Linked DNA regions of Homo sapiens: region 1 is linked to region 2. Evidence: chromatin loops called from intact Hi-C (ENCODE). Cell type or tissue: OCI-LY7. All regions are shown on one strand.

What was found. A loop is a pair of places that touch in the nucleus more often than their neighbours do. Peaks named below come from ENCODE experiments on the same cell type or tissue, not always from the same donor. Only the 100,000 strongest peaks of a DNase experiment are listed, where the experiment ranks them.
Region 1: a loop joins it to region 2, with 2.9 times the contacts of the local background. A loop is called at or near these places in 3 of 110 quality-filtered maps.

Annotation. Positions count from the first base shown.
Region 1 is chr2:98,487,028-98,489,527 of GRCh38, reverse strand. The region is part of intron 1 of INPP4A (inositol polyphosphate-4-phosphatase type I A); the gene reads right to left. Among named protein-coding and RNA genes, the nearest start is that of INPP4A, 43 kb to the right of the region's middle. RefSeq lists an enhancer at 1,466-1,545. In OCI-LY7, CTCF peaks have their summits at 1,229 and 1,430; a DNase peak (open chromatin) is centred at 1,407.
Region 2 is chr2:98,549,166-98,551,665 of GRCh38, reverse strand. The region is part of intron 13 of INPP4A (inositol polyphosphate-4-phosphatase type I A); the gene reads right to left. Among named protein-coding and RNA genes, the nearest start is that of COA5, 58 kb to the left of the region's middle. In OCI-LY7, CTCF peaks have their summits at 830 and 1,049 (motif pointing right); DNase peaks (open chromatin) are centred at 2,115 and 2,365; H3K4me3 peaks cover 469 bases; H3K27ac peaks cover 1,344 bases.

The DNA of each region.
Region 1 (2,500 bases), 62 kb after region 2:
CCTCACTTGGTGCCTCAGCATCCTAGGGCCCCTCTGAGTCATCTGACATGACAGGGAATCTCTGCTTCCCAACATCAAGGGACAGGGACAGGTTCAAGCCAGGGCTGGGTGTTGGCATATCCCTCCACTCTGCAGCCTTGTCAGTTTTATCCACTAAGGCCATCCAGGAGATGATGCCAAAACCCCTCTTGGCCTGGCCCTAATGACACTCCTAAGGCCCAGTCCTGTATTTCCAAGTTACCCAGTCACCCGCCCCTGAACTCCTGGTATCCACTGAGACCCGAGACCACATTCCCTTCAGAACTGGCTCCTCCTGATTTCTCTCCCTTCCAGGTACCACCATTCTTGGGAGCTCAGATGTATCTGACACCTCTTTCCAACCATCAACCAAACTGGTCAGTCACTGAGTTCTGTCCCCTCTTTGAGACTCTCTGCTTTTGTCACCCTCTTTTTCACTATTCCCATCATCACCCCACAGAGCTAAGGCAACAGGCTCCAAACCAGCCTCCTAGTAAGGCTGACAGCCAACAAACTACACCATTTACACACACACACACACACACACACACACACACACACACACACACACACAGTGCATGTACTCAAAAGCAAGAATCCAAAGTCCTTAGGTTGCATTGTGAGGCTTCCATTCAGTCCTCTGTGCTTGAAACTTTCACAACACTCCCTACTCCACCCCCTCCAGCCCGCAGGAACCAGTACCAACCCAGTCTCCTGGTCCTTTCCCTGAACTTCAGTCTCAAGCAACTCCCCTCTCCAAGGAGCTCCCACTTGCTTCCTGTCTACATAGCTTCTCGTGTGTCCAAAATATTTTCCCCTCTGGTTTTTTCCTCTGGTTAGGTTTTACTGCTTTTGACCTAGAGCCACTACAGGACTCAGAGAGGAACTAGCAGAACTCATTTATTCAAGATCTTTTTACTGCATCTCCACCATGAGCTGGTGAGAGGGTGAGTGACTTCAGAGTGAGTGCCTGTGCATAAAGACATCACCGTGACAGAGACAATTTCGGGTACAGAACTCCGAATGAGGTGCACAACAGGTCTGCAACTAGAAAACTGTGTGGGTAAAGCCCAAGAAGGAAACACAGAACTGGCAAATGGAGAGAAATCCTCAGGTAGTTCTTGCTGCCGCTGCCATTTGGATGCTTTGCTTTTGCTCAGCTGAGTACACATAAATTGAGATTACAATAACTTTAGCCACTTGGCACCCATATCTTGATTTCTAAGACTACACTCCAATAAAAGGGATGAGGGTTCTGTGGAGAAATGGGTGATTCTAGGGCTGGGATAGGAGATACACAAGATGAGCCTGGAGTATCTTGCAGTGCCAATAAGGAAGTACTCAAAAATCAAACAACCCACAATAATGGAGGTATGTCAGAGGAACACGAGCTAACTGAAAGAGCCCCCAGTGGCCAAAGCTGGAACAATCTGAGCAACACAATGAATACCCTAGTACTGGATTACATAAAAGTTGATCATATGGATTGGGTTATTCCTGTCATATCCAACTAAAACAGAATCAAGAAGCCAAGCAGGGACAGAGCACCCTGGGCACGTAACACTGCCACAGGAAGGTAATTCTCCGCAAGTCCAGCTGCTGAAACTGCCTATTGTGACCTGAAACCAGTTTTATCTAATAGCTACTGAAACAAGCTGCTGTGAGTCTAAGAATAGTTTTACACTCACCAATCAGAGCTTGCCAGCTCCTCGAAACATTACTAGTACCAATGAACTGTCTCTCAAAACAATGGGTAACATTTCTGCTTTTTATAAAACCTCCAACCTTCTTTGTTCTTCAGACATATGGAAGACCATCCAGTCTGTGTATATGCCCAGAACTGCAATTCTTGCTTCCCAAATAAAACAGAGAATTGTCTCTATATTTGACTCAACTTTGACAATTATAACCCAAATAACAACAACAACAAAAAAACCATTGAGTCCATATTGATATAAATGACTAAATAAATAAGACAGGCCAGGCATGGTGGCTCACGCCTGAAATCCCAGCACTTTGGGAGGCTGAGGCAGGCTAATTGCTTGAGTCCAAGAGTTTGAGACCAGTGTAGGCAACATAGCAAGACCTTGTCTCAAAAAAAATAAATAAATAAGATAAAATAAAAATTGATTCTGTCTCTAAACACTGTCAAGGTCATCAAAAACAAGGAAATTCTGAGAAACTCACAACCACAAGGAGCCTAGGGAGATATGACAAATACACATAACATGGTATCCTGGATAGAATCCCAGAACAGAAAAAGACAATTAGGTTAAAAACTAGGGAAATGTGAATAAAACATGGAATTTGGTGAATAATGTATCAATTTTGGTTACAATTAACACACTACAATGTACCATGGTGATTAACATGTTAACAACAGCCTGGCAGGAGGTATCATATGGGAGAACTTCAGGCACTCTTTGCAACTTTTCTGTATATCTAAAACTATTCTAAAATTTAAAAGTTTATTTAACAAGCA
Region 2 (2,500 bases):
CCTCTCACCACATCCTCCATCACTTCCCCTGGAGATGACAGTCACCTTGGTCAGGGCTGAGAATCTTCCCCATTGGCCCCTTCCCAGGGAAGTCCCAAAGTGGTTCATCAAGAAACCACCACTACCCCTTCCCTTGCTGGATTATGTGGCAAACATGCAAAAACCGAAAACCAAAGCACCCCGGAAAGAAACACCACCACCACAAGCCCACACGCCACAGTAAAAAACAATGGATGTGCCAGAAGCCCATGCAGCAGACCGCACTCAAGCTCGTGGGGCACAACAGGAGTCATTCCACAGCATGATGTGCACACTACTTTCCAATCTGCAATCACTCTTCCAAATGAATAGCTGCCTTCTAAGACCATTTCATCTTAAAAAGACAATCTCAAAATAGGATTTTAAAAAATCAATTCAGCCAAGCATGGTGGCCTATAATCCTAGCACTTTGGTAGGCCAAGGTGGGTGGATTGCTTGAGCCTGGGAGTTCAAGATCAGCCTGGGCAACATCGTGAGACCCCACCTTTTAAAAAAATTTAAAAATTAGCTAGGCATGGTGGCTTGTGCTTGTGGTTCTGGCTACTTAGGAGGCTGAGGCAGGAGGGTCAACTGAGCCCAGGAGTTTGAGGCTGTAGTGAGTTATGACGGTGCCAGTGCACTCCAGCCTGGGTGACAGAGCAAGACCCTGACTCCAAAAACAGTGGAAAAAAAAAAAGGATTCTTCCCAGGCCCCCAATATTTAGAGTACATATATAAAATGTGCTGTATGTAGATCTACTTCTGTGTAAGGAGGTGGCTGTGTACCCTTCAACAAATACATACCCTCTGCCCAGGCCAAGAGAAAAGCACTACCCTATACTTGCCCTGTATTCTCACAAGTCATGTTTTAATGATGATACCTGGGACTTATGCATGGGATATACATGGCAGGGGCAAGAAAAGGCAAATTTCAAAGAGGTGCTGTTTAGGATGATGAGGAAAATACAAGCATGTGTGCTCAACTACCTAGTTTTAAAAACCAGGCAGCCACATGAGGGCGGCAGGATGGAGGTGTAGACATGAAGCCTAGGGGCAGCCCCAGGAGGCAGTATCCTAGGTATAGCCCTTGGACTTTGCATTAGGCCCCCACCCCAGACCCGGACCTACCCAGAGCTGGGGTCATGGGCTAAACTGAAGATGCCATGAGAGCGTAAGGGTGGAGTCTTGTGGCCCTGGCCAGGAACTGCTGGTAACTGCTGAGCAACAGTCACTCTGGACATTAGAAGAGCAGGATCACCTCTGCAGAGGCTGAGCCCCCATGGAGCTGGGTTCTGCAAGGGTAGGAGGATTGGGAGGCTGGGTCCTCTCTGCCTGGGATTTAGCCCCTCACAGTCTCCAGGCAGGGACACTCCTTCTGCCTGTAACCCTCCCCGCTCCATCCCCTCCCTGCTTCAGGGACAGTCTTGTATATGGGGAGCAGGGGGGAGACGGCAAGGGGTGACCAGGCCCAGATTGGGCTATGGAGGGTCCTCAGAGGGAACCCAGGAACGCAGAAAGTTCCCCAGGAACAAGGTTCAACCCAAAACACCTGGGTTGGGATTTACCAAGGAGCAGGCCTTGGGGGCAGCTCCTTGGTAAAGCCAAAGGCCTCTCCCCTCCCATTCCTCTTCCTCTGCCCCGCTAGACTCAACCCCTAAGTACTTTACTTGTCCCGTTATGGGAAAGATCAGGCCTTGAAAGAGTCCCCAGTAGAGAAAAGGCAGGGAGGGGAGGCTGAGAGGCCACTTCCACAGAAGTAGCATGGGTCTGCTCCATTAAGGAGGCAGGAGCAGCAGCAACCGTCCCTAGATGCCCTCCTCCCTCCCTTGTACCTAAAGTACCCCCAGGGAAAAGGACCCCCAGGGGGAAGTTGAGAGGCCTCAGCCTGGACATCGGGGAATGTCCTCAGTGCTTCCTCCTGTCAGATGCCACCAGCAGAGCCTGACACCTCCAGCAGGGCCCAGCCATAGCCCCTGAGCCCCATGGGTCACAGGCTCTGAGGCAGCAGCATTTCTTGAGGGGCTGCAGGTGCCTCTGAATGAAGCACCACTGCAGAGCCTCTGTTATGAGCCTGGGGAAGCAGTAGAGAAGCCCAGGCAGCAGACACCGTGGTTTCTAACTGTCATCTAATTATCTGGTGGAAAAAGTCACTCAGTTGTATTAAATCTTGGTTTGTACCCACCCCCAGGGGTAAAACTGACCTTGGTAACAGTGTTATTAAAATCAGCATAAATTAATAAGCATCATGAAGATGTAGGCTGGCTTCATTTGTATAAGAGGTAATAGTGAAGTGAAAACTGAAAAGCCACAAGACTCCTGTATAAGAAGACAGGAGTTCCCAGCTGCACCCAGGGGCTGACATGAGAACCCAGCACCCAGGGGCTTCCTGGGTCGGGCCCTTCCTCTTCCTGGGAGAAACAGAACTAGGTCCTTTCTCAGAGTGAGTACGACAACACCCAGCTGCCAGGTTTTAAAGGTAAAA